Linked DNA regions of Homo sapiens: region 2 is linked to region 1. Evidence: read pairs that join two places in POLR2A ChIA-PET (ENCODE). Cell type or tissue: PC-3. All regions are shown on one strand. Each heading gives the region's core, and the rest is flanking DNA. Links, peaks and the distances in the headings are about the cores only.

The links. ChIA-PET counts read pairs that join two places held together with the same protein. Peaks named below come from ENCODE experiments on the same cell type or tissue, not always from the same donor. Only the 100,000 strongest peaks of a DNase experiment are listed, where the experiment ranks them.
Region 2: POLR2A ChIA-PET joins it to region 1 with 7 read pairs; 13 of 35 experiments call an interaction of 5 or more read pairs at or near these places.

What each region holds. Positions count from the first base shown.
Region 1 is chr13:99,459,774-99,474,936 of GRCh38, forward strand. No RefSeq gene overlaps it. Among named protein-coding and RNA genes, the nearest start is that of LINC01232, 32 kb to the right of the region's middle. In PC-3, for the core only: no CTCF peak of the experiment used is centred there; a DNase peak (open chromatin) is centred at 8,208; H3K4me3 peaks cover 287 bases; H3K27ac peaks cover 2,584 bases.
Region 2 is chr13:99,510,336-99,525,498 of GRCh38, forward strand. TM9SF2 (transmembrane 9 superfamily member 2) reads left to right here. Exons shown (of 17, transcript NM_004800.3): 2 at 7,279-7,346; 3 at 9,701-9,794. Among named protein-coding and RNA genes, the nearest start is that of TM9SF2, 16 kb to the left of the region's middle. In PC-3, for the core only: no CTCF peak of the experiment used is centred there; no DNase peak of the experiment used is centred there; H3K27ac peaks cover 2,539 bases.

The sequences.
Region 1 (15,163 bases), core at 4,897-12,896:
ATATCACTCATAACTGTATAGAAAAACATTATCACAAACTTCCTTATCTCCTGTTTGTTCTCCTCAAAACCCATTTATCTTTTTTTTTTTTTTTTTGAGACAGGGTCTTGCTCTGTTGCCCAGGCTGAGTGCAGTGGCGTGATCACAGCTCACTGCAGCCTCAACCTCCCAGGCTCAAGCAATTCTCCCACCTCAGCCTCCCAAGTAGCTGGGACCACAGAAACGTGCCGCCATGCCTGGCTAATTTTTGTATTTTTTGTAAAGATGGGATTTCACTGTCTTACCCAGGCTGGTCTTGAACTCCTGGGCTCAAACGATCCTCCCATCTCAGCCTTCCAAAATGCTGGGATTACAGGAGTGAGCCACCACACCCAGCCCCATTTACCTCTCTGAAAAGTCGTTGTTTTCACATAAGTGCCTTTCTTTTCCTACTCATTCCCTTCTAAGGTGGTATGTAAGCCTGTCTATCCACTCCTTTGAGTTAGTCACTCACCGAAATCAGAGTTACGTACTGACTTCTGTGTGTATATGAATTACATGCATAAATAAACTCTCACGTTTTCCTCTTTTTAATCTGTCTTTGTCAGTTTAATTCACAGGCCTCAGGCATGGAACATGAAAGAATAGAGGAAAAAGTTTTCCTCTGCTACCAGAGCCATTTGTTATTACAGCAAACTGATACAAAAACTGGTGGGCCTGAATTTCCGCTTATGCTTGCTGAGAGAAATTTATGTTCTGAAATGGCCTTGGTCAGATGTTCCTCCAGCTTATAAATTAAATATGGGTAATGTTCTTTCCTTTCTGGTGAAGAACAAATAGGATGAACAAACTGTGTCTGTTGTGTTGGTATTAAGTCACAGTAATACATCTTCTTTTTCAGAAGATAAGTTATACATACTGCAGTAAGAAAAGACACTGGATAATATTTGGCAAATTTTGGGAGAAACTTCTCCATCTAAACATTATTCTTCCTTTGCAGTTTTAATGTTTCTGTTAAAGAATAAATAAGAAAGTGCTCATTAAATGTGCTTGAAACCCTCACTTAGAATTATGACTGGAAGTCCCATGGCCAATTGTAAGGGCCTAGGTTGGCAAAGAGAAATCAGTCCCTCCCCATGCCCTCCAGTTTTTAGGAGATGCGGTCTTGCTCTGCCTCATGCAAGAGGCTGTTCCCCCATGCTGTTCTCGTGATAGGGAGTGAGTTCTCACAAGATCTGAGGGCATTTTAGAGGGCTGTTTCCCCTTCGCTCAGCACTTCTCCTTCCTGCTGCCTTGTGAAAAAGGTGCCTGCTTCCCCTTCACCTTCTGTCATGATTGTAAGTTTCCTGAGGCCTCCCCAGCCATGCTGAACTGTGAGTCAATTAAAGCTCTTTCCTTTATACATTCCCCAGTCTCGGGCAGTTCTTTATAGCAGTATGAAAATGGACTAATACAGTGGGAGAATTGCTTGAGCCCAGAAGTTTGAGACCAGCCTGGGAACATGAAAAAACCCTGTCTCTACAAAAATTACAAAACTTAGCTGGGCATGGTGGCATGTGCCTGTAGTCTCAGCTATTTGGGATACTGATGCAAGAGTCTTGCTTGAGCCCAGGAGGTCAAAGCTACAATGAGCCATGATCACGCCACTACACTCCAGCCTGGGTGACAGAGAGAGACCCATGACTTGATGCTTGTTATGCCTGCGTGATGGGTACGTGGAGAGTTCTTGTATATTCTCCCAATTTATGTGTAATTTAAATCTTTCCATGAGAGAGAGAGAAAAAAAATAGGCCTATTTCAGAGAAGGGAGTCATCTGATTTGACAAATGTTTAAAACAACTGAGTAAACTTCTTAACTTACTGAACCTCAGTTTATTCATCTATGATATGGGATTAATGATAACTATTTCACTGAAGAGTATTTTAATAAGAGAGTGCAAGGACAATACCCCTTTGTCCACATAATAAATACCTGTTTGTAATGAGACTTTTTTGCTTTGGTTACTTAAATAACCCACTAAGTATTTGATATCTCCAGGTAGGAAGTCTGCTGTTGCAACTTGATTGCAATAAATCATTTGGATTTGGGCAGCTTGCTATTTTTAATATAAATATGTGATTGGCTCCTGGCTTAGTATTTTAAATGGCCAGTGGATATTTTTTCCTGGACATCTCCAGCCCATAGTTGTCTGCCTATTCTCTATGAATTTGTAACCCCAGCCCCGCTGCTTTGTAGACCTCTCTTTAGAAGGATAAGGGCCACACTCAGCCCTCTCATAAGAGGGAAGACCCAAAGGCCATCTCAGCAGCACAGCCCATGGACATCTGCATTGCTACATTGAAACTGCTGAGGTTCGCTGGTCAATGCAATGATCCTCCACTGACCAGAGGAGGGGGGACATGAGTTCCCTGAGGACCCCTGAATCCCTGTCCACCATCAGCATGCATGAGCAGGCTTTGGCTCCTGATGGTTAGAAGTTGTAACCTTTAACTGCCTTGTTTGGAAATGAATTCTTCCCATATTTTCCCACTGGCTCTTGGAAGGATGAAAAATCATTTTGAAGGGAAAGAACCTGCTTATAATTTCACTTTGCAACTAGAAATGTATTTCTTTACTCAGACAAATGCAGATAAATTGGGAAATAACTTATTGGGAAAGAACTTAATGCTGTTCTCAATCCATGTGCGTTTTCTTTCTGAGTTCTCTCAGGTGTTTAAGCTTTCAGAATATGTAGTGAAAGGTGGCTTATGCCTGTAATCCCAGCGCTTTGGGAGGCCGAGGTGGGCAGATCATGAGGTCAGGAGTTCGAGACCAGCCTGACCAACATGGTGAAACCCCCGTCTCTACTAAAAATACAAAAATTAGCTGGGCATGGTGGCACACACCTGTAATCCTAGCTACTCAGGAGGCTGGGGCAGGGGAATTGCTTGAGCCCAGGAAGCAGAGGTTGCAGTGAGCTGAGATCATGCCGTGTCCAGAATTGATGGGTTCTTGGTCTCACTGACTTCAAGAACGAAGCCACGGACCCTCGTGGTGAGTGTTACAGTTCTTAAAGGCAGCGTGTCCAGAGTTTGTTCCTTCTGATGTTCAGATGTGTTCGGAGTTTCTTCCTTCTGGTGGGTTCGTGGTCTCGCTGGCTTCAGGAGTGAAGCTGCAGACCTTCGCGGTGAGTGTTACAGCTCTTAAGGCGGCGCGTCTGGAGTTGTTCGTTCCTCCCAGTGGGTTCGTGGTCTCGCTGGCTTCAGGGCGATGCACAACAAACAAACATTAATTGCATGGATGGATGGATGGGTGGATGGATGGGTGGATGGATGGATGGGTGGATGGATGGATGGATGGATGGATGGGTGGATGGATGGGTGGATGGATGGGTGGATGGATGGGTGGATGGATGGGTGGATGGATGGGTGGGTGGATGGATGGGTGGATGGGTGGATGGATGGATGGATGGATGGATGGATGGATGGATGGATGGATGGATAGATGTGTGGGTAAGTAAGTGACCATATGAATCAATGGATAGAAGGGTGGATTGATGGATGGATGATTAGGATCCACTTTCTGTGTGTAGCTATCCCTCTGTGATTTCCGCATAAGATCTATGTTATGGGCTAAATGTTTGTATCCCCCACAAAATGTATATGTTGATGCCCTACCCCACAATATGATGACATTTGGAGGTGGAACTTTTCAGAGGTAATTAGGCCTAGATTAGGCCACAAGGATGGGAGCCACATGGTGAAATTAGTGCCCTTATAATAAGTGGGGGCACCAGAGCTTTCTCTCTTCCCATTTACATAAACCAAGGAAGGGCCATGTGAGCACACAGCAGCAGGAAGGTGGCTGTCTACAAGCCAGGAAAGAGCTCTCAAAAGAAGCAGATCTGCTGGCACCTTCCCAGGCTACAGAACTATGAGAAATGAATGTCTGTTCCTTAAGCCATCTATGGATAGAGGGATAATCTATCCACCTGGTTAACACCTTCCAGTCTATGGTATTTTGTTACAACAGCTCAACCTAAGGCAATCTGCTTCTGCCTGTAAGTATACTTCTGCATCCAGCTCCAAATGCACATGTGACTGCTTCTGTTCTGTGTGCCTGTGTGTCTGTGTATGTTTCTCCTTCTTCTGCATGTGGTTTCATTGAAAGGGCCAGTAATACTTTAGGCATTTCTGTAAAACAGTTATGATTATGGCTCCTATCTTATAAGATTGTTATAAGTGTTTGATATGATTATTATTTTATACTTATCACTATCGATCAGTAGACTTGAATTAAAGAAGTTCAAATTTATTTTGTCTTACATTATTATTCATAAAGGCAGTTTTAATGGTTAAGACTGGGTTTGTATCTCAGCTTTACCCACCATTCATCTATCTATCTATCCATCCATCCATCCATCCATCCATCGACAGCCTCAGTTTTTCCATCTGTAAAATGGACACAATAAGACTATTTCCCTAATAGCATAGAGTGAAATAATCCATGTAAACTGCTTAGTACAATGTCTAGCACATAGTAAGCACATACTGTATGTCAGCCAATAGAAAGAGCGGAGTTCAGTGGGAAATTATAGTACTTGAAGGGAGAAAAATCTACAGATACAGGTCATGATGAGGATGCAGTGGTGATGACTCTGCAGGCATCTTCCCAAGGCTCTGACTCCTCATGGGAGGACGGGGAAGACAGGTCACACTGAGTCTGTAATGGAAGGCATTCCCCACCCTCCACCCCAATAGATGGGATCGATGGTCATGGGTGTCGAGTGTTGCCTTTCTTCAGCGAGCAGGAATGCTGGCTTGTAGCCCTGTGGCATCTCTATGTTGAATGTCTCCCTCCAGAACTAGTTTGAACACTGATTCGTTCTGTGAGGACAGACCTCTGTGGATCCTTTATTGCGTTTTTCAACTGAATTTCTTAGCACATTCTTAACAAAACTGAAAGCAGATGTCTGTGTTTATAAAGTAAGATGAACTAGACACAGGAAATGTATTTACAAGAAACGCTAACGTATCAAGTTGAGGAAGGAACTTGTTCTCTTCTGTTTTTACGAAGTGAGAAGGTTAGAAGGTCAGCCATAGCCTTGTGTCTGGTTTTCTGGGGTGCCCCTGGCACTCTTGTTGGGGCTTCCTAATTCCTGGATCCTGTCCCTGTTGTGTGCAGACATGCATTTCTGTGTTGTTTCGAAGAAAAAACTGTTATTAAAAGACAATTTGGCACCATCTCTCAGGTTCAACTACCTGCATTTTCCTCCTTTGTCCCCCTCTCCACGATAATGACTAGAGGGTCCTGAGGTAGGTAATGACCGATGGGCAGAAGTGGGGAGAAAGGCCAGGGAAGCTAAGTCGTCATACCACCTGAAGATTCTGTCTGTATAAGCCCTTCTCAGCGCTGGGGCTGATGGCCACACCTGACATCCATCCTCTCCTCAAGGAACCTCGAAAAATCTCTAGGGTGTGTGCTTTTTGCCTATTGATAATAATAAAAGTGTAAGCAGGACTGTGATCCTATTACAACAGCCAGCGTGTATGGAGTCTTTCCCATGTGCTGGGATTACACTAAGTAAGAACTTTGCAAGCATTCTCTCAGGCCCTCTCTTTCAAGACTGTTGGTAATCAGGGCTCCTATCAGCTCATTGGCGTTGTTACAGCTGTGCCACTTGTTAAAACCTGGAGATGATGCCTGAACACATCAAGTGCCTCCAACACACCCATTGCTCTGGGCTGAGGTAGGGCGTTCTGAAGGGCTGCCCTGGTGTCTACCCCTCTCCAGCAACATTCTGGGCCTCCAACAGCTCCCATCTGCATTTGACACTCCCCCAAACAGACTGGGCCCAGACCTTGGAGGGGGAGAGGCCACTCTGGAACCCCAGTGGGAAAAGCCCAGTGCCCACCTGGCTCTCTAAGCTGTGTTTACATGCCACCATCTGGTGCCCTCTGTAATTACTACAGCTGCTTATTAGAGCAGCCTCCACAGTGTAGAATACAGCATACAAAATATTTTGAATGTCACCTTGCCTTTCTTTTGCTTTTTGCATCAACTACAACAGAATTAAGGCAAAATCAACTAAGCGTTTTCTAAAATCTCCCCAGAAATTAAATGTTTTTCTTTTAAAAAAAATTTTAAATTGTTTTATATGTTGTTCAAGCTAGTCTTTTTTTAAAAAAACTTTTATTTTAGGTTCAAGGGTCCATGTGCAAGTTTGTTATATAGGTAAATTCCATGTCATGGGGTTTTGGTGTACAGATTATTTTGTCACTCAAGTAATAAATAAGCCTAGTACCCAATAGGTAGGGTTTTGGGGTTTGTGTGTGTTTGTTGGTTTTTTTTTTTGGTTTTTTGTTTGTTTGTTTGTTTGTTTGTTTGAGATGGAATCTTGCTCTGTTGCCCAGGCTGGAGTGCAGTGGCGCATTCTCGGCTCACTGAAAACTCCACCTCCCAGGTTCAAGCGATTCTCCTACCTCAACCTCCCAAATAGCTGGGATTACAGGCATGCGCCACCATGCCCAGCTAATTTTTGTATTTTTAGTAGAGACAGGGTTTCATCATGTTGGCCAAGCTGGTCTTGAACTCCTGACCTCAGGTGATCTGCCTGCCTCTGCCTCCCAAAGTGCTGCGATTACAGGCGTGAGCCACTGCGCCTGGCCCTCAATAGGTAGTTTTTTGATCCTCACCCTCCCCCAACCCTCCACCCTCAAGTAGGCCCGAGTGTCTGTCTTTCCCTTCTTTGTGTCCGTATCTACTCACTCTTTAGCTCCCCCTTATAAGTGAGAACATATGGCATTTGGTTTTCTGCTCCTATGTTAGTTCGCATAGGATGATAGCCTCCAGCTCCGTCTGTGCTTCTGCAAAGGACATGATCTCATTCTTTTTCATGTCTGTGTAGTATTCCATGGTGTACAGGCACCACATTTTCTTTATCCAGTCTACTGCTGATGGGAACAGGCTAGTCTTGAACACAGGCTGTAGCTATCTTCCCTCCTCAGCCTCCCAAAGTGCTGGGATTACAGGCGTGAGCCACCACACCTGGCCTTTTTCATTTTTAGCTATTGTTTTAGAGACTTTGTTTGTACATATCCATAATTATTACACAGTTGTAATCACGGAAAAGTTTATTTTTTAAATCTTGCTTCTTTCATGGAACATTATGACATAAGTATTTTCTCAAATTGTTACAGATTTCAAAATTATTATTTTAATAATTTATCAGATCCCACTTGGAAGGGATCTCATAAATCAGAGATCTGATCCCATACATTTCCCCAGCAGGTATTAGCTAGCCAAAGTTCTCCTGATGGGCCAAATTCATAGTCCTGAAGAAGAAATCCCTGTAGAACGTCACAAGCAGCCATAATTACAATGTTGCCAAGACACCTGGTTCTTTGCTTCTACATTGTTTGTTTTACTGCCCTTTTCTTGGGGAAGCTCAATGCCTGCGTTACTTTGAAGCTTTTGGTAGAGGTACTAAGCCTTCAACTAAAGCAAGGCAACTAGAACAAGCTGTTAGTTTTGAAAACACAGCCTGTCCACTAGGTTCCAGAATGAGGCCACTAATTTCTCAGAAACATCACTTCATGATCTCAAGGAGACTAATTTGTTGATTTATGAGAACATTTTTAAAAATCGGGTCACCCTTTCCCATGCCCTAAATCAATTGTCACTACACTTTGCCATGTCTTTTTTCAAGTCAGGAAAGTAATAAAGAAAAATAAGAGAACGCTTGAAAACACTTGATATTCAGCACACTTTCCTGTGGCTAAGGTTTTAGATTTTTTTTTTTTTTTTTGGTAGAACATAATATTATCCCATGCTTAGCTTGCTAAAGGCAATTTAGCAGCAGGATTTACCTAACAGAACAGTTTTGGCTTTATCTAATTTTAGGTAATTACCTCTCTTTTCAAAGCTCATTTCTCTTGTGCTTTTGCTGGTCTTGATGTGTCACACAACAGCATTCACCCCCAGGATCTACTGCTCTTAAAGCAATAGAAAGAACAGCTCAATTTCCTTTATCAAATATCAAGCATGAAATATAGGTCCACGTGTAAAATAAGGAATTTGATACCAGTCATAAAAATCTACCCACAAACAGGTGGAGAATAAAAAAAAAAAGCAAAATGCCTAGATCAATAAAATATTTCATAAACCCAAGCAAACACTAACATTACTGAGAGCTGGATATCTAATCTGAGTCATTACCCAAATAGGGCGACTCAAGCTATGTTCACCCAATCCTGGATATTTTCATTCGAAAGGCAAGGCTTTCCTGGAACAAGGTTTGCTAATGCCTTAATAAAGTTAGTCACTGCAAACAGAGGGAACTCAGCTAGCTCCACAGCAACCGCTCATATATATATATATGATAAACATGTTTTTCCTTATAGAGCTTTTTTCAATCTTTGAGCATGTTTTAAAATGCTTTATTTCAGGGTGGGTGAGGTGGCTCACGCCTGTAATCCCAGCACTTTGGGAGGCCGAGGTGGGCAGATCATGAGGTCAAGAGATCGAAACCATCCTGGTCAACATGGTGAAACCCCGTCTCTACTAAAAACACAAAAATTAGCTGGGCGTGGTGGCACACGCCTGTAGTCCCAGCTACTCAGGAGGCTGAGGCAGGACAATTGCTTGAACCCGGGAGGCAGAGGTTGCAGTGAGCTGAGATCGTGCCGCTGCACTCCAGCCTGGCGACAGAAGGAGACTCCATCTCCAATAAATAAATAAATAAACAAATAAATAAAAATGCTTTATCTCAAGTAAAGGGGTACATTTGCAAAGATTCCCTGCAGGGAAAAGGGGGAAAATATCACTTTTTTCAGGACTTCCTTTGTGCCAAGTATTGAGATGGTATCTTTGCAGTGCTGTCTCACAGAAATTGGCCAAAGCAAAAACAAACAAAAAAAGAAATTGGCCAAACCACACCTGAAAACTGTTCCCAGGGGCTCCACAGCACTCGGCCAAGATGCCCTTATAGTCTCTTGGCCAAGGAGAGAGCACATGACCTTAAATAAATCAATCATCCTCTCTCCCTGGAACTTGACTCTTGAGTAGAGTGTCAAAAAGACTGGAAGTGATGGAAAGTAATTTGTCCCCATGGCAATATCCTGAAGAGATTCTCCATTAGATCTATGAAGTAGCTCTGATTCCTCTAAGTATTTTCTTATCTTTTAACTCTTTGAATGACCCCCATCCTTCCAATGTATTTTTTCCTCCTTAAGTTAATTAGGGTCGGTTTCTGTTGCTTGCAATCGAAGATCCCTACTTGCTACCTCTATCACTCTGTCTCTGACATCTCCACTCCCTGGGGCTGCCCACCACATAATTCCAAAAGGCACCATTCACATTGCACTGCATGGAGTTGTGAATGGTCTCCTTGGCATTGTGCAAGTCATGGCTCTGTTGCAACAGTCTATTCTAGACACTCCTGCCAGGGGCTGTCTTTCTAAAGAACACATATCAATCTGTCATTTCTTTCCTTGAAAACCTTCAGTGGCGCTCCATTACAATAAATACTAAGATCCAAAAGGGCTTCAAGACACTGCATCTGCCTCCCGCTGGTTTTCTCAGCATCACCATTCACTACATGCCCCTCCCTTTCACACCATCTGGCTCCCAAGGCCAGGCCAATTAAACAAGCCATTCTACACCCTGCATTCTTCATCTTCTGTGCCTGATCCAGCACAGGAATCTCTTCCCTTTTTTCTCTCAGTACCTCATCGGTCAACATTCTAACCACCTTCAGAGACCTGCTAACATCCTACTCACTGACTTCCTAGACCTACCTGGTCAAATGACTATATTTCTTTATCTTGCAGTTGACCAGTTGTACTTTGTTTGTGCCCCTAATTATTGCACTTCCATTGCTTGTCTCTAATGAGAGTCTTGATCAAAAGTCTTTTCTTGGCTGAGTGTGGTGGCTCATATAAGCCTATAATCCCAGTGCTTTGGGGTGGCAAAGTGGGAGGATCCCTTGAAGCCAGGAGTTCAAGACCAGACTAGGCAACATAGTGAGAGCCCGCTGGGCACAGTGGCATGCACTTGTAGTCCCAGCTACTTGGGAGGCTGAACTGGGAGGATTGCTTGAGCCCAGGAGGTCAAGGCTACAATGAGCTGTGATGGTGTCACTTCACCCCAGCCCGGATAATAGAGCAAGATCCTGTCTCAAAAAAACCAGACCAAAACCTTCTTCTCCCCTATTTTATTGCAAACTCCCAGAGGACAACAACTACACTACCGGCCTGGCATCTCCCACAGCTCCCTAGCAGAGCACCTCACTCGGTTCATGTTTTCTATTCAACAGAATGGAAACCTTTACAATTCTCTTCAGGGAGCTGGAAAGAGTTAATATCGGGAATCCTAGGAAAGTAATTTTTATGAACTAGGCTTGTTCTCTTATGTCCCCCACCATATAATTCTCTCTCTCAAGCTCTGTGTCCTCAATGCCACTGGGGGCTCTGAGTCCCTATCCAGCTTTATGATGACAATGCAACTTACAAGAAACAGTCTTTACAGTCCTTTTTTTTTTTTTTTAAGACAGCATCTCACTCTGTCGCCCAGGCTGGAGTGTGCTTTGGGGCGATCTCAGCTCACTGCAACCTCTGCCTCCTGGGTTCAATCGATTCTCCTGCCTCAGCCTCCCATGTAGCTGGGATTACAGGCACGTGCTACCACGCCTGGCTAATTTTTTTGTATTTTTAGTAGAGACGGGGTTTCACCATGTTGGCCAGGCTGGTCTCAAACTCCTGACCTTAAGTGATCTGCCTGCCTTGGCCTCTCAAGTGCTGGGGTTACAGGCGTGAGCCACCGTGCCCGGCCAAGAAACAGTCTTGATCTTCAGGTAAATTTCCTTCACTTTATTACCAGAGAGAACTATGCAAAACACCTGAAAGAGTGAGTGAATTCAATGAATAAATGTGTTAAGGAAAGAAAATTTTCTCAAAAACAGATGCTTTTCTTCAAATGTCAAATGACCCATCATCATTCTTGGAACTTTATTTTCTGAGAGACACCGAGTATGCACGTCATTTTAATAATGTCTTGGACAGTAATATATTAAATTTTAGGGCTGGGCATGGTGGCTCATGCTTGTAATCCCAGCACTTTGGGAGGCCGATGTGGATGGATCACGAGGTCAGGAGTTCGAGAACAGCCTGACTAACAGGGTGAAACCTCGTCTCTACTAAAAATACAAAAAATTAGCCGGGCATGGTGGTGGTGCGCACCTGTAATCCCAGCTACTCAGGAGGCTGAGGCAGGAGAATTGCTTGAACCCAGGAGGCAGAGGTTGCAGTGAGCTGAGATAATGCCACTGCACTCCAGTCTGAGCGACACAGCAAGACTCCGTCTCAAGAAAAAAATATATATATATATATTAAATTTTAATAAAGGGGGAAAATACAATTATGTATACAAAAGAGGGTCATATGAAATATTATATTACTTTTTTTATTAAAATATGTCACATTGTACCCAGCATAAAAACAATAGTAGAATTTAAGGGCATCATCAGGGAGTTCAAATTTCTCAGTTGGAAATCTTGCACAGTTAGAAGTGGGTTATATTTAAGAACAATGGCATTTTATTTTAGTAACTTGTTCCCTTCCTGGTAGAACATTCATCCCTGTTACTTTTGTGAATTTCTATTGCTTTTAGCCTAATATAGTGACTCATTTTCCTGCACTGAATCACTGACTGTAATTTCCTAATAAAAGATCATTGCATTATCTGGCATGGCCTCTTTGAAACGTCCTCATTCTGGATTCTCCAAAAAAAGGAAAGAAGGAAGGAGAGAAGGAAGGAAGGAGAGTAGGAAGGAAGGAAAAAATACAGGAAAGAGGGAAGGAAGAGGGAGGAAGGAAGAGAAGGAAAGAGAAAGGAAGAAAGAAGGGAAGGAAGGTAGGAAGAAGAGAAGGAAGAAGGAGGAAGTGAAGGAAGGAGAATGGAAGGAAGGAAGGAGATGGAAGGAAGGAAGAAAGGAAGGAAGGGGAAATAAGAAAGGAAGGAAGGAAAGAAGGAAGGAAGGGAGGGAGGAGAGGGAAGGAAGGAAGGGAGGGAGGAGAGGGAAGGAAGGAAGGAAGGAAGGAAGGAAGGAAGGAAGGAAGGGAGGGAAGGAAGGAGGGAAAAGCCACTATCTTCCTTTGAGCTGGCACACAGCTTGAGTGATGCTCTTTCTCTAAGGCCTTATACAGCCCCTGAAGCTCCTTTATGTGAAATCTCCACCCTCCTATGGTGGGGATGGTTCTGAGTCTGTCCCCTACCGTGGCCAGCTGCTTGATTTCCTGTCTTCATAAACTGCCCTCCACAGGCGCCCTCCCAATCTCCTCTCTTCTCCTTTGCCTAGTGCTCTTTTTTCTCTTCCCTTTATTTCTGGGTATTCTTCCTTTTCACATTCACTCAGCAGGAAGAACAGACAGTCCCATCTGAGGACTATTTGAGTCTCTCCAGAAATCGACTCCCATTGCACCACTTCTCCAAGGTCCTCTCCACTACCAAGCTCCCTTCCCTATTCAGTGCCAATAAAACCCCAGTTCCTTCTTTGGGTGCTGTGTAACCCTCAAGACTTCCACAGCTAAGGAAGTAAAGGAAGATCCTTACTCCTCTCAAATCTATCTGTCTTTAACTCCTCAGAACACCTGCTCTTATACAACAAGAAAATGGTGAATTTATTCATCTTTAAAACAAAAAAAAAAAACAAGATTCTAGCCAGGTGTGATAGCTCATGCCTACAATTCCACCACATTGGGAGTCCAAGGTGGGAAGATCACTTGAGCCCAGAAGTTCCAGACCAGCCTGAACAACACAGCAAGGTCCTGTCGCCACAAAAAATTTAAAAGACAGCTGGGCATGGTGGCACATACCTGTAGTCCCAGCTCCTTGGGAGACTGAATTGGGAGGATCACTTGAGCCAGGAGGTCAAGGCTACAATGAGCTGTGTTCCCACCACTGCACTCCAGCCTTGGGGGCAGAACAAGACCTTGTCTCAAAAAAAAAAAAAAAAAAAAAAGATTCTAAAACTTAGGTTGTTTTAAATTAATTTTAAATTACACAAATAATATAAATAACTTCAAGAGTTATAGATAAATTTAAAGTCTTCTCGCTTCCAATCTTAATACCTGCTTTCACTAAGCTGTTGTGTATCCTTCCAGATTATTTCCTGTGCACTAACATATATATTTGGGTAGCTGTTGAAGCATGTAGAATTATTTGATTGTGGGCCAGGAGTGGTGGCTCACGCCTATAATCCCAGCACTTTGGGAGGCTGAGGCGGGTGGATCACCTGAAGTCAGGAGTTTGAGAGTGGCCTGGCCAATGTGGTGAAACCCCATCTCTACTAAAAATACAAAAATTAGCTGGGTGTGGTGGCACGTGCCTGTAAGCCCAGCTACTCGGGAGGCTGAAGCAGGAGAATCACTTGAACCCAGAAGGTGGAGGTTGCAGTGAACCGAGATCGTGCCATTGCACTCTAGCCTGGGCGACAAGAGCAAAATTCCATCCTGAAAAAAACAAAACAAACAAACAAACAAAAAAAAGAATTATTTGATTTTATTTTAGGTTCCAGAACTAATAATGGGAGTCGAGGCCAAATCTTTAAGAGGTTACAAATGCCTGTTAATGGCTTTAGTGATATCTTTGTGCTGTGTGGTGTCATTCTCAAAGGCAGACAATTGCTCTACCAAATTGCCAACTTGAAGCATAGTGTCTGATAACAACTGTGGATTTTTGAAAAACAGCATTGCCCTGTGGGATGCCTGTGGCCTCACTTACTGCTGGTAGTCATGGCAGGAATGGATGCGGGAGGCTGGGATCCCCCAGCGTGGCTGGGAGTGTTGACTGCCATCTTCCCTTAGGGGTGTGCATCTGAGGTCCATGCTGCTCCTCAGAATCTCAGAATTCTGTCGTGGGTGCTGCAAAAACTGACTAAGGAGGCCAAATGCACTTGGTTTACATTCTTCTCTCTAGATCTTTGGATAAAACAATTTAAAAATTTCGCCCAGTGTAACTTTGTTTATTTTTGTGAAGCAAAATCAAATAAGCCAAGTGCCATTGGAACTCCTGGCAGCTTCCTAATACTTAATACTTGATGAAAGTCCTGCAAGACAATCCAGACTTGATGAGGACGGGAAGCCGATATTTAGTCGATGATGGCATCATCACGTCGATGTTTTTTTCATTTCCTAAGGAATGCTGGCTGCACACCAAGAAATGAAAGTTGTTGGTTAATGGATGCTAATGGGAAACCTAATGAGGCAGTGGAGGCCAGCACTTTTCACGCTATGGCCCATGGCAAAGCAGAAGATTGATGGAGAGATGAGAGCACTGCCAGTTCTTCTATAAGTAAAAGAAACATCTCATCCAAAAGATGTTTCTCCAGTAATGGGGTGAAGCTCCTTTACCCACAGAAGGCTGAACCAGTATGAAACAAGGCCAGGCATCACTCAAGTTAGTCCAATAGCAAAATGCATTTACATACGTAAATAAATATATATATTACCTTTCTATACGACGACATCTCTCTTTTTTTTTTTTTGAGATGGAGTTTTGCTCTTGTTGCCTAGGCTGGAGTGCAATGGTGCGATCTTGGCTCATCGCAACCTCTGCCTCCTGGGTTCAAGCGATTCTCCTGCCTCAGCCTCCCAAGTAGCTGGGATTACAGGCATGCGCCACCATGCCCAGCTAATTTTGTATTTTTAGTAGAGATGGGGTTTCTCCATGTTTGTCAGGCTGGTATTGAACTCCCAACCTTAGGTGATCCGCCTGCCTTGGCCTCCCAAAGTGCTGGGATTGCAGGCATGGGCCACCACGCCCGGCCGATGACATCTCTTTACAAAGAAAACGTGTGTTCATTATTTCTAAAAATAGAAATATTACATAGTCAAAAGGGGGGAATCACCTTTATTCAACTATCACCTTTATTCAACTGCAAAGAAATAACCCACTGTTGGTATTTTCACGTGTGTCTTTCCATTCTTTTTTGTTTAAATATATATGTATATTTTAAAAAATCTTCCTGTGAATTTTAAGATATGTATAGATTTGTGTGGCCCCCACCAAAATCAGACTATCCAACAGTTCTATCACCCCCTCAAAATCCCCTCTTATATACCTCGATAGTCACACCTCCCTCCCTTGAATCTCTGCATCTACTGATCTGTTTTCAGTCACTGTGGTGTTAGGTTTTTGAAATGTCGT
Region 2 (15,163 bases), core at 2,375-10,374, 48 kb after region 1:
TTCAGGTATCTTTATAACAACACCCCATCCTCGGCACCAATTTTCTTTGTTAGGCTCTTCTTGCATTGCTATAAAGAAATACCTGAGACTGGGTAATTTATAAAGAAAAGAGGTTTAATTGGCTCACGATTCTGCAGGCTGTACAAGCATGCACCGACATCACTCTGCTTCTGGGGAGGCCTCAGGAAGCTTTTACTCATGGCAGGAGATGAAGCAGGAGCAGGCGTGTCATATGGTTACACAGGAGCAAGAGAGAGTGGGGGCAGGTGCCACACTTTACAAACAACCAGATCTCACAAGAACTCATTATCAGGAGGACAGCACCAAGAGAGATGGTGCTAAACCATTCATTAGAAATTCACCCTCATGATCCAGTCACCTCCCAGCAAGCTCCACCTCCAACACTGGAGAATACAATTTGACATGAGATTTAGACAAGGACATATATTCAAACACATGCGTTGTGTTTCCATCTGGATTATAAATTCTTTGAAGGCAAGTGTTCATGAATTTGTATTATTTTGTCATCCAAAATGTCTAGTATAGGACTTTGTGGGCATTAAATACATGTATTGGCTGATTGAGTTTCTCGTGGTCTTCAGGATCTGTTGTTGTAAATGTTCTTTGGTTTTCAAATATATTGCAAATTCTACTATTTTTTTCCTATTTAATAAATTGGCTTCTCCTGAGATCATCGTTCCTGCTCCTGGAACACTTTTCCACCCTAAATTTTACTTTTTAAATCTTTCTTATTGTTTTTGTTTGCCTTCTGTTGCTTTACAGTGAGACTAAGGTCTACTCTCAACTTCAAAGCCCTTTTTCTGGCTTTTAATTGTGACAGTTTTCAAAATTCAAAAAGTTGAAAGAGTAGTGTAATGATCACCTTTCACTCACCTAGACCACCTAGAATCAACAGTTGTTTACATTTTTTCATACTTGTCTTATTTGTGTGTATTTATGTTTTATAGGGGTGAATGTCATGACATCTGTGGCATACTTTCACATGGTTCAGCTTGAAGCTCTTTATTGAACTATATAAACTCCCCGGCAGTCTCATTTCCTTTCTTCCAATTTTTAACAATTGTTCCACTGACATATTAGGAGGATCTCATTCTTATGACACTTTTGAAATTTCTTTGTCTTGCTGCAAGAGTTGATATTTAGAGTTATTGCAAATGTAGCATATTTACAAATATATTGTAAATGGCTGTATTCTATATTCTGTGTTAAGGTTGACTTTAATTTTAATTGACTTCACATTCCTCAGCATGTGTGAGATGGTAATTCTTGAAATTTCAGATCCTCACAATTTAGAAAAGGAAGAATAAAAGTGCTGTGAAAGCTAAGATGAACTGAATATTCAAGCTGTGTTTGATTACTTTGCTGAACATCAAAAATAGGTCCATAATTTAGTGTTGATATCTATGATAGACTTTCTTACAAAAGTAGTGTGGAAAGGTGTCAGAAGAGACAAGAAGGAAGAAAAGTAGAGGAATAAAAGCATCAGAAATAAAAAGTTACGGTAGCAACAGTTGAGTTTACCTACTTTGTTTCTGCAGTCCAGCTTTTTAACTTGTTTCCTCGTGTTAAAGAAGCAAGGAATCCCTAGTTCATGAGGCTACTATCAGAATTGTGCGTGATAGTTATTATCTTCCTTTTCCCTAGACTAGTGGCCAGGACAAGTATAATGGATAGGCATTAATAAGGTTCAGAAGGCTGACTGTCTTAGTGTCCTTTAAAAACACTGGAATAGCCTAGTTGCACTACTTGGATGGATGGGAGACGAGAGGAAGGAAGAGCCTTTCACAGAAACCCTTATGCTGATAAACCTTTATTCAGACTCAGGAATGGCAGTTTCTTTAAGATAATAGATTACAGCTGCTATGTTTATTATTTGTTATAGTTATTGTGTGCCAATTATGGACCAGCTTCTGCGTGTACTGTTTTCTATTTTATTATGATATCATTCAGTTCCCACATTCAAAATTATTACTTGCCCAAGAGCACTTAATAAAAGTAGACCTAGGATTTGAAGTGAACCCAGCATTCTGATGATACATTCTTTCTAAGGAGAATTGGAAGCTGCTTCATCAGATCAGGAAGGGTTGACAAATAAGGTACATTTAATGGGTATTAGATATTAGATGAAATGCCAAACGTAGATGGATAAAAACTAATAACATGTAGATAAGAAAATGAGGGAGGAAAGGGTGTGAAAACCCCCCGTGGGCTATGTACTGAAATGGAATAAGAGTGATAGTAATTGGTTTAAATGACACCAAGTTTTATAAACAGAAGATTAACATGGTTTCTGGAAAAGAAGTTTTCCTGGTCTCTAGAGTTACTGGAAGATTTGCTGTAGTTTTAGAAGGAGCCAATGAGTTTGATTTCTAAAGTTTTGACAACATTGTTTTTTAAAGGTTAAAATGGAATTTAAAGGAAGTGTGGCTTGGGTTGGCTTAAGGGCTGAGTGAGGTGGAGTGAGAGAAATCCATGGGGAGTGCTGACAGTGGAGATTTCCAGGACTGGTGCTTGAGGCTAATTTGGGTTTTAAATTTAGAAAAGAGAATGCACATGAAATACTTTAATTTGCTAGTGGTACAAATCTCTGTATGTAGCATAATGTAAAGCTAATGAAAATATATTTTCAGAAGCTCTCTTCAAGTTATATGAGACAGCAAAAAGTAAATTAATTTGCTCAAGGACAAATTGAGAAAGTATATCTGAAGAGAAACAGTTACCATGTTTTTGAGATGATGAGCTCCAAGCTGTCAGTTTAGAACATAGGAAGGAAATAAAGAACTGTCCATGAAGAATTTAAGCTTCTGGGTAGAAAGGCTAATGAAAGTAACAGTGTTATTCTATACTTACATGAAACTTTAACATGTAAATCTTAAACTTTGCTGTAATTCTCTATGACATGCCTTTTAAGAAGGATATGAGAATAGGGCAAGGTCCTGAGAAGAGCAGCTGGCATGATCAAGGAGATAGGTGATTCAGAAGATTGAGACTCAAAGGAGATAGGAGAGAGTGCAGAAAATGAGAATAATGTTTTCCCTCAATCTTAGACTCTTAGAGCCAAAAGTTGTCCCATGAAACTTCAGAGAGGACATCATAAGCTAAGCAAAAATTTGTATTACTTCATCAATTGGGTAGAAATGGGAGAAACATTTACCCTAAATTTATATGCCCTGAGACAGTGTCCTAAAATTTTTCACATGGCCTCAGGCTTTCAAACTTTATGCCTTGTGTTCGACCCTCTGAGATTTGAATTCAAATAATAGTGAAAAATACCTGGAAAACAGTGCTGAAGGAAGTACTAGAATTCTAATCCAGCTTACTGCTTGTTTTTATAGGGCCTTCAGGCTAAGAATTATTTTTACATTTTTAAGTGGTTGGAGAAAACAAATCAAAAGAAGGATAATATTTAGGGATGAGTGAAAATTACATGAGAATAAAATATCAGTGCCGTAAGTGAAAGTTTTATTGGGCTACAGCCATGCTCACTTGTGGATGTAGTGTCTACGGCTGCTTTTGCACTACGGCAGTGGCAGAGACCCAATGTCCTGTAAAGCCTAAGACATTACTCTCTGGCCCTTTACAGGAAAAGTTTGCCAGCCTCTTGGATAGACTAATAAAATTAGCGTCATTTTTCCAGGAAAAGAAAAGATTGTAGTGGCTAGAGGAAAAATGTTAAATAGATGAAGAAACACTGTATACAGTCATGAACCGCATAACGTTTTGGTCAACGACAGACCAGTGGCCTTATAAGATGATAATGGAGCTAAAAATTCCTATTGCCTAGTGACATCATAGCCATTGTAACATCACAGTGTAATTACCTTATTTTTAAAAAATTTAGCATAGCCTAAGTTTACAGTGTGTAAGTCTACAGTTGTGTACAGTAGTGTCCTAGGCCTTCACATTCATTCACCGCTCACTCACCCAGAGCAGCTTCCAGCCTTGCAAGTTCTATTCATGGTAAGTGCCCTATGCAGGTGTAACATTTTCTCCTTTTAGACTGCATTTTGATTGTACCTATTCTATGTTTAGATGTGTTTAGCTACACAAATACCATTGTGTTAACAGTTGCCCACAGTATTTAGTACAATCCCATGTTGTTTAAGTATGTGATGGACCACACCATATATATACCCCCAGGTGTGTAGTAGGCTACACCATCTAGATTTGTGTGGGTATGCTCTGTGATAGTCCCACAACAAAATCCCCTAATAACACGTTTCTCCAAACACATCCCTGTCGTTAAGTGACACATGGCCGTAAAGGGTGCTGAGCATCATGCTGTTCTTTCCCGTGCTGTTCTTTCTGTTTCTGGTCTAACACAGAGGCCGTTAGCCTCCTGGGACTATTTACATTTAATTAAATACAACTTAAAATTCAGTTCTTCAGCTACATTGACTGCATTCCAAGTGCCCAATAGCCACATGTGGCTGGTGGCCACCATATTTGAAGAACATTTCCATCATTGCTTAAAACTCTGCTGGACATGGCTATGTAATAGTAAATACGGTACTTTATGCCAGGTGCTGCTCTTGAATCTTCTCAAAAACTTCTTGAAGTAGGGATTATTATCACTTCTGTTCTACAGATCAGAACGTTGAGGAACAGGGAAGTGAAGAAACTTGCCTAGAATCACACAACTAGTGTCAGAGGCAGGATTTAAACCCACACAGCCTAGCTTCAGAGTCTTGCTTCTTAATCATTTCGTGCTGAGAAAGGTTGAGAGTGAGGAATACGCTTAATTGTAGCAAGAGGGACATGGCTTATGTGTTGACAGTGCTGTACAGATTTTGAAAAACAAAACATAGAAAAGTTGTGTAGAGTATAATAGCTGCATTCCTTCCTAGAAGGAAATCGAGAGATAGGAACTGGACTAGTATTTTGGAGACCCTTCAGTCTTCTTTATGTTAAATGGATCATTTGAATTCTGACATATCTTCATAGCAGTGTTGACCCTTTCTAATTAGTGGAAATTATTTTGGCAAAGGAAGCCATTAAATGGGAATTTTGTCTTCACAACGGTTGTATGTATTTGTGTTAATTCAAGCATGCTGTATTGCTACAATATCATGTCCTATTACCTTGTTAGCTGTGTTGAAGTCTGTGTTGCTGTTGCATTATAATTTCACTTGAGTAGAGGTGTAGGGGCCACATATGATGCTGTTGTCGGTATTACATGCAAAGGCTAATGCCCTCTGTTGTATAGCATGAATATTGGGTGAGCATTTTAGTGGATGAACACTTCCCTCTTCTGAATATTACTAAATTTATTTGGTTTTATTTTAACAAATGCATAGCATTTCATGTGTCAGGCACTATTTGGAGTACTTTGTAAACGTTAACTTATTTAATCTCCCTATCCCTATGAGAAATACTGGTTTTTTTTTTTTTTTTGAAACGGAGTTTCGCTCTGTTGCCCAGGCTGGAGTGTAGTGGTGTGATCTTGGCTCACTGCAACCTCTGCCTCCAGGGTTCAAGCAATTCTCCTGCCCCAGCCTCCCCAGTAGCTGGGATTACAGGTATGTGCCAATACACCCGGCTAATTTTGTATTTTTAGTAGAAACGGGGTTTCGCCATGTTGACCAGGCTGGTCTCAATCTCCTGACCTCAGGTGATCCGCCCGCCTTGGCCTCCCAAAGTGCTGGGGTTACAGGCATGAGCCACTGTGCCCAGCCGAGAAATACTGTTATCCTCATTTTGCAGTTAAGGAAACTGAAGCACCCATGAAGCACATTTGACCCATGTGGTCAAATGTTTAATAATTTGACCACAGTCACACAGTTAGACAAGTGATGGCCCCGGGATTTGAACCCAGGCAGTTTGACCACAGAACCTGTAATCTTGCCTGCTGTGTTTTGCTGCCTTTCTGGTGGCAGTGGACTATTGATTTGTTTTGATTGTACACCAACCGTCTCGTCTTGCTTTGGGGGATGTTAGCAAGTGTAGAGGACTGTTGACAGCACTAGTAAGTGAAATCAAAATGACAAGTGTGGCTCCGTGGCACTCCCAGAAGCCTCATGACTAGTCCAAAGGCAGTGTACAGCTCTAACTCTATAAAATAAATACTTGTCCCAGCTGAACAGCTCTTAATCATTTTTTGATTAGCACCAAAGGTACTTCAGGGCACACGTGACTTGCTGGCTTCTTCAGCTAGTAAATTCTGTCATGAGTAGCCTGAGCTCCTTTTTTGAGAGGGTGGGTCAGTGTTATGGGTCCTGTAGGACTTCAGCTACACCTGGGAGAAATTTTGGAAGCTTCAGTAGGAAAGTGTAGCTTAAAATTAGCCTATATTTCCCAGGAAGTTGATACAGCTTATCTCCCTCTACCCTGTTGTTGAGCTTGATCTGGTCATTGCCACCTTCTTCACTGCTACTACCTTGTAGTTCAGTGTTCTTAAATTGATGGAAGAGGTCCTTCAAAGTTAGACCATGTGGTCATTGGCTATCCCTGTGTGTTTAAGAGTACATGTGCATGGAATTGTATTTCCAGTATAGTTAATCTAGAAATTTCTAACCAACTTGGCAGCATTTCTTGGTTGCTTGCTGTGAAAATGCTAAAAAAATTTGTTTAAAAATTTTTGTGCTGCAGAGTGTAATACCAAATTTGGAAACCAGATTTTTAAAAACAGCATCTATATTAATATGATAAATGCTTTTAGTTAAAATATCTTATTAATTTTTTAGAAAATTTAGAAAGCATTTAAAAACTATTGGAGACATTTGCAACTCTGAAAATTATTTGTGTATTTTTAAAATTAATTATTTAAAAAAATTTTAAGACACAGCCTTGCTCTGTCACCCAGGCTGGAGTGCAGTGGCGCCATCATAGCTCACTGTAACTTCAAACTCCTGGGCTCAAGTGATCTTCCTGCCTCAGCCTCACAAGTAGCTAGGAATACAGGCTCATGCCATTGTGCCCAGCTAATTTTAAAAAATTAAAAAAAAATTTTTGTAGGAACGGGGTCTCGCTGTATTGCCCGGGCTAGTCACAAACTCCTGGCCTCAAGTGATCTCCCACCTCAGCCTCCTAAGGGGCTGGCATTACAGGTGTGAGCCACCATTCCTGGCCTTACTTTGGTATATTTTAAATGTATATAAATCCAGTCAGTGAATGGATTTGTAAGAGAATTGTTTAAAGTTGACTGGAATTATAACATTTTACATTTCAGACATGTCAAATTCTTTTTTAATTCTAAGCATGACTTAAGGCTTTGTGTCCTGTTGTTTATATTCTAATTTTGTGTTTCCTTATTTTCAGGCCGAAATAGAACTATTTGTGAACAGACTTGATTCAGTGGAATCAGTTCTTCCTTATGAATACACAGCGTAAGTTTTTCAGCTTGGCTTTTATATAAAATTTTATGTGACTCATCAGAATTTTGTACATTGAGAACTTTGTTTTCTCACAGTTATGGACAAGCCTGAAAATATTTTTTAAGGTGTACTCTTCCAAGGTGTGGTTAAAAATGTGATCTTTTTTTTAATGTTTCTTTGTAATACAACAGAAGCACTGACTAAACAATGGATTTCTTTTTTTATCTGACTAAACAAAAAGCTATTTTGTTTTCTTAACATTTTAAAATTATAAATAGCTCCACATATTTTTAAACAAAATTTTTATGTCCCACATAATCAGTTCCCAGAAATAACTACTTTGATGTCTACCTCCACATTTTTTCTCTGAATAAATAGTCTAATCTATATAATCACATTTATACATTTTTGTTTTAAACAGAAGTAGATTCATAGTATTTATTTTTATTTTTATTTTTTTGAGACAGAGTCTCACTGTATTGCCCAGGCTCAAGTACAGTGGCGCAATCTTGGCTTGCTGCAACCTCTGCCTCCCGCGTTCAGGCGAATCTCCTGCCTCAGCCTCGCAAGTAGCTGGGATTATAGATGCATGCCACCACGTCTGGCTAAGTTTTGTATTTTTGGTAGAGATGGGTTTCACCATGTTAGCCAGGCTGGTCTCAAACTCCTGGGCTCAAATGATTCACCCACCTTGGCCTCCCAAAGTGATGGGATTACAGGCGTGAGCCACTGCACCTGGCCCATACTATTATTTTTGATTGGCACCTTGTTTTTCTCATTGAATACATTGTGGGCATCTTTCCATGTCAATACATAGCTACCTCACTCTTTTTAGTAGCTGTTATTATTTCCATTTTAGAAATTGTATAGATTCCATGTACACTTACTTTCACTAGTTTCCTATTTACCAACATTTGATTATTTCCAGGTTCTTTGTTTGCTTTTGAGACAAGGTCTTGCTCTGTTGCCCAGGCTGGAGTGCAGTGGCACGATCATGGCTCACTGCAGCCACAACATCCTGGGCTTAGGTGATCCTCTCATCTCAGCCTCCTGAATAGCTGGGACTACAGGCGTGTGCAACCATGCCCAGCTAATTTTTTTTTTTTTTTTTTTTTTTAATTTTTTGTGGTGATGGAGTACCACTCTGTTGTCCAGGCTGTCCTTAAACTCTTGGGTTCAAGTGATCCTTACACCTTGGCCTCCCAAGGTGCTGGGATTACAGGCATGAGCCATTGTGCCTGGCCCAGTTTTTTGATATTGTGAAAAACGCTGCATGAATATCCTTTATTCATTTGACCATTGTATACCATATTGGGTCTAAAACTGTTGCTAAAATTTAGTTTAATTTCTCAGCTGTTTAAGAGTTTTAAAAGAAAATAGTTTGCTGTAGAGAAAAGTATACACAAAAAAGTTACGACTATCCTAAAGAATTCATATATCTAAGTATGTCTAAGAAAAGAATACAGAAGACATGAATGGGTAGACTATAATTCATCTAATTATTGGATACTTAAATTTTTTTCCAGTTTTTGTTTTGTTAAACATCTTTAAATCTTTGTGGATATTCTTAGGAAAAGTCAGTGGATCTGTGGAGAATCTTCATTTGGGAACTTCCCAGCCCCAGTTTTTTTTTTTTTTTAATCACCAGAGACCCACCTTCCTCTTTAGGAATCTCACTAATCTGTTACTATTACTGTACTGATCTCAGATATTCCCCATATCATTCCAGAGTGAGCACAGAACTGCCCTTTAATTTTCTGTGGCAAAGCTGAAATTAAGCTGTAATGTTTAAACAGAACTTTATTAAAGTTGGTTAGTAATACAAGGGAATTACAACACAGGGAATCTTATAGGTGACTGACTACATCTTCTCCACAGCACTCTTCACAGAGGGTCTTTTTAGCCATGCTTCACATATTGGGATGTGTTGGCAAGTGTACTGAGATGAGACAACTGCAGGTAGACTTGACATACATTACTGAAATGTCATTTTTAATTAAAGATTTGAATTAGATAATAGCAAGGAGATAAGTTATGCAAAATTTGCTTGAATAATAAGGATCTAAATAATTTTATTATTGGAGTGAACAAAAATGAATTATAATGAGTCAATTAAAAGATATTGTAATATGCATTCTAATAAGAGAATGTTATTTAGAAAAAAATATTCGAAGGCATAATTTTAGGTGTTTTGTTTTTTTATGAGGAGAGATGTGGTACATAGGACTTGGAGTATGGATAGATTTCTTACTCATCTACTAGAGCTGCTACAATGATCAGTACCTAATCTGCTCTCAAGATTGGCTAGGTGTTTGATATTTCATCGTTCCCTTTTATGTGTAAAAATTTAAATATTCTTCTCCCAGGTTTGATTTTTGCCAAGCATCAGAAGGAAAGCGCCCATCTGAAAATCTTGGTCAGGTACTATTCGGGGAAAGAATTGAACCTTCACCATATAAGGTTTGTATTTAGTGTTACATAATAATTATTTACTTACAGCTTTTGTTTTTGTTATTTAAGAAAAGCCTGAGATAACTCAGCTATCATTGCTAAGGAGGAGTTCATTTCTCTTTTTCATCTAGGAATAGGTTCTTAAAATCAAAGTTAGAAGGATCCTTCTCCTTCTCACAGTGTGTCATTGATAAGTCTGTCTTAATGAACATTCACGCAACTAATGTTAGGAATGTTAAGACGGTGGCTTAAAGGGCAGGGCTCAGATGCTCTGCCTCCTTTACAGAGGGTCCTGAAACCCGGGTCCTGGAACCCAGCTTCCAGTCATGAGAGGTTGTCTCAGCTGCTCTGTGTCTCTTTCCCCCTGTTTTCCAGCAGTATCTAGAGACACTCTCCGTTAGCACGTACAATGCTGCCTGGGCTCCCGCACTGGGATTTTTGGAAGCTAATCTTTCTTTTTTTTTTCCAGACAGAGTCTTGCTCTGTCGCCCAGGCTGCAGTGTAGTGGTGAGATCTCAGCTCACTGCAACCTCTGCCTCCCGGGTTCAAGCAATTCTCGTGCCTCAGCTTCCCGAGTAGCTGGGACTATAGGTGCATGGCACCATGCCCAGCCAACTTTTTGTATTTTTAGTAGAGATGGGGTTCCAACATATTGGTCAGGCTGGTCTCAAACTCCTGAACTCAAGTGATTTGCCCGCCTCGGCCTCCCAAAGTGTTGAGATTACAGATTTGAGCCAGTATGCCTAGCCTAACCTTTCTATTTTGATGTATTTGGAACATCTTTGGTACATTTTTCGAACACCAGTTAAACCAAACTAAGCACAATATAAGGTATTCTTTTCAACATATGTACTTCATCATCTCTCAGAATTCTTTTGCCTTTAAATCTGTTATCTTTTAAGCCTATTATCCTTCCACATTGCATAATCCCTGTTTGTTTTGTATCTGTTCTCCTACTGTACAAAGAACAATGGTCTTTTGCTTTTAGAAACATTAAAGTAGTTTATTATAATAATGTATCACCATATAAAAAAATTAAATGATGCAAAAGAATAAATAATAATAAATGTGCAGTTCCACTTCACAGTTTGTTATTAAAATTTCCTGAAAATTTTCATACACCTATAAGCTTACATTAAATAGATTAGATTTACTTATTTGTTTTAACATACTATATGCCACACTTTGCATTTTTCCTTTAACTCTCTACCATGGGCATCTGTCCACATGAGAATGTGTGTTCTGATGGCTCTAACTTGACTCCAGGTGTTATTCCCCAGCCCGACAGCTTCCTCTCCTGGCTTCGCGTCTCTGCTATGTCTTAGACCTCATCCATAGCCACCTTCCCTGCTTTCTCACGAGGCACCCCCATCTCCCTCGACATTTTATTACATGGAGCACAACATTTATTATCTGTCCAGCAAATCCCGAAGCCTAGATTCATCTCACCAACCGTCTTACTCCCTCCAGCACCTGCACCTACACTGTGAAGCCCTGGGGGAAAAGAAACATCACTGTGCAAATTTAATCCACTACAAGTTGATTGGTTTTGACTGTAAATATATCCTCTTCAAATATTCTTTTTTTTTCTTTTCTTTTTTTAAGAGATGGAGCCTTGCTCTGTCACCCAGGCTGGAGTGACGTGGCACAATCATAGGTTACTGCAGCCTCAGACTCCTAGTCTCAAGTGATCCTCCTGTCTCACTCCCCTGAGTGGCTAGGACTACAGATGCATACCACCACATCCAGCCAATTTTTAAATTTTTTATAGAGACAGGGTCTCACTCTGTTGCCCAGGCTTGTCCTGAACTTCTGGCTTCAAGCAATCCTTCTGCCTCAGCCTTCCAAAGGGTTGGGATTATAGACATAGACGTGAGCCGCCGTCTGACGCCTTTCAAATACTTTTTTTTTCTTTTTCGAGACAGAGTGTCACTCTATTGCTCAGGCTGGAGTGCAGTGGCAAGATCTCAGCTCACTGTAACCTCCGCCTCCTGGGTTCAAGTGATTCTCCTGCCTCAGCCTCCCAAGTAGCTGGAATTACAGGCGTGTGTCACTATGCCCAGCTAATTTTTGTATTTTTCGTAGAGATGGGGTTTTGCCAAGTTGGCCAAGCTAGTCTCAAACTCTTGACCTCAGGTGATCTGCCTGTCTCGACCTCACAAAGTGCTGAGATTACAGGCATGAGCCACCATGCCCGGCCCCTTTCAAATATTCTAATCTGAAATTGTCTACCCTAAAATTGCCAGTAACTTTTAAAGTTTCCTAAACACAGTAGATTCAAAGGCCTAATGGGATGAAGTCATTGAGGAGGAAGGAACTCAAAGTGTATGGACATGGGTGCCATTGAGCAGGGCAGGCATGTAACTTGCGAAACACCTCTTCCCTCTTGGGGTATTTGGAAGATTACTTTGAATGGTATTGCATTCTTCTTATAGCAGATGACTGTTTTCAGGCATGCTTTTTAAATTTTACAATCTTAAATATTCCAGCAGCCTCTCAGCCCCATCTCTCTACTTATGTCTTGCCCTTGAGAAATGATGGGTGGGAAGAATATCAGTAATGCCCTTAGTGAACTGGGAAGACAGCAGGAGTCCCTAGCAGGAAACAGAAGGAAACCCAGCAAAATACTCAAACCCATGGGGAGGTGTTGCCCTTTGGGGCAGACTTTGAAGGCAGGTTACTCCCCTTAGTAGGATGTCATTGGGCACATTTCTGTTTCTGTGCAAGGACTGTTCCTTGCTCATACACAGGACCCTTTTTGGGGCCTAGTGCTTTTCAGATTTAATCCTTTGTTGTAGAAGTTGAGGTTAAATATAATAAAAGGAGAGCTTTAGAATGGAGAAATTGTGTACCCAACATTTTCCCTGAGTCTTCTGGAATGTTTCAGGATCCATATCTGTACTAAAACAAATTCTCTAAGCCCCAAACTTAAAGGGACAGAGCAGGCACATTTTAAGGCCAAGGTGTAAGCCAGCCATAAATGTATTGACCAACATTTTTCATTTCACTATTGATTCTTTATTTTCAAGGATTTTTATCTTTATGTATGTATTTATTTATTTCTTTTTTGAGTCTCACGCTGTGGCCTGGGCTGGGCCACGGCTCACTGCAGCCTTGAACTCCCAGGCTCAATAAATCCTCTCACCTCAGCCTCCTGAGTAGCTGGAACTACAGATATGCCCACCATGCCCAGGTAATTTTTTTATTTTTTGGAGAGACAGGGTCTCACTATGTTGCCCAGGCTGGTCTTGAACTCCTGGGCTCAAGCAATCCTCCTGCCTTAGCCACCCAAAGTTCTGGGATTATAGGTGTGAACCACTACACCCAGCTTTATCTTATTTTAGATCTGCTGTAAAAACTGAGGTAACAACCAGCAACAAAATAAAATCCCAGTCTGCTTTGTCGTCTTTTATATTTGACTTCTGTTTAGGTCAGGAAAACAACAGTGCAAGACATTGTGTGTATTATGTGAAGCTGGAACCACATTTCATAGGACCATAAAATCTCATCTCAGATCTAAGCACTCATATTCATTCACTCAGTTAACACATTTGCTCAGTACCTTTCATGTGCCAGGCACTGTGATGGGATACAGCAGTGAGCAAAACAAAAATCTCTGTCCTCATGGATCTTTTATGCTGATGGGGAAAAGGAGACAAAATAAATTACCAGAATATATGTTTCAATTACTGAGGAAAGAACTATTGAAAATAAATCTGTGAAGGTGTGTGGGGAATTTCTAATTTTAAATAGGCTTACTGCAAAGGTGGATTTAAAATCTTAAAAAAGCCTTACCGAGAAGGTGACATTTGAGCAGAAGACCTGAAGCAAGTAAGGGAGTGAGCCATGTGAATATGTGGGGGAGGTGTTCTAGCTGAAGAGAGGCCCCAAGGTGTGTAACTTGAGCAGGTGAGCAAGATAGAGCATAGTAGGCAGTGGGCACAGAGAAGTAACAGGACCACATTATAGAATGACTCAGAGGCCACTGTGAGGATTGGCCTTTACATCTGAGCAAGATGGTTAGTTAACACTGGAGGGTTTTGAGTAGGCTTCGATTTTACCAGGGTCACCCTGGCTGCTGTACTGAGAATGGACCGTGGGGGTGCGAGGGGAGAAGCCAGGAGACCAGTAGGAGGCCTTCTCCCTCATCTAAATATGATCTGACTTGGGAAGGGTGAGGGGGTGGTGAAGAGGTCAGAATCTGTGAATCTGGCTGTGTTTTGAAGGTGGCCGACAGAATTTGCCAAGGGATGGGATGTGGAGTGTGGAGTTTCTATTTTCTAAGATGGGGCAGTCTGTGGGAAGAGCCAGGTTGGGGGATGGGGAAGAGTTAGTTTTGGATGTGGTAAGTGAGAGGTGTTTATTAGGTGTCCAAGCAGAGATGCTGAATAAACAGCCAAATATATGCTTTTGGAGTTTGGAGAAGGGCTTCATCCTGGATATACACAGTATATATTTGAGAATCATCAGTGTATAGATGGTATTTACAGCCACAGAATTGAAGAGATCCCCAAGGGAGTGGGTATAGATGAAGAAGACAAGATTCGAAGAGGCACAGGACTCTCCCCATCCTCCTGACCTATAAAATCAGGTGCCCCAAGGGCTCCTGGTATTGTATTTTTAGTAGAAACAGGGTTTTACCATGTTGGTCAGGCTGGTCTCGAACTCCTGACCTTAAGAGATCCGCCCCCTCTCAGCCTCCCAAAGTGCTGGAATTACAGGCGTGAGGCTCAGACCCTTGGGGCACCTGGTTTTATAGGTCGGGAGGATGGGGAGAGTCTAGCAAAGGACACTGAGAAGGAGCCACTGATGAGAAAGAAGGGTAACGGAGAATGTGGTCCCCAGAGGCCGAGGCAAGAAAGTGTTTCTAGGAGGAGGGATTGGTTGATTTGTCACTGATGGGTCAGGTGAGATAAGGACAGAGGATTGACCTTGGGTTTAGCCTTCAATGTTGAGGTCATTGATGTGAAAGCAGCCGTGATAGAATAGCCAGGTGGAGAGAGAATGGAAAGAGCATTTGCAGGTGGACACATCTACAACTGTCTTGAGGACTTTTATTTTACTGGCAGTGAGAAAAAGAGTGGAAACTGGAGGATGGCGTGGTTCAAAGAGGACTGTTTGTTTGTTTGTTTGTTTGTTTAGAGACAGTCTTACTCTGTTGTCCAGGCTTGAGTGCAGTGTTGTGATCTCAGCTCACTGCAACCTCCACCTCCGAGGCTCCAGTGCTTCTCTTGCCTTAGCCTCCCGAGCAGCTGGGATTACAGGTGCCTGCCACCACACCTAGTTAATTTTTGTATTTTTAGTAGGGACAGGGCTTTGCCATGTTGGCCAGGCTGGTCTCAAACTCCCGACCTTAGGTGATCTGCCCACCTTGGCCT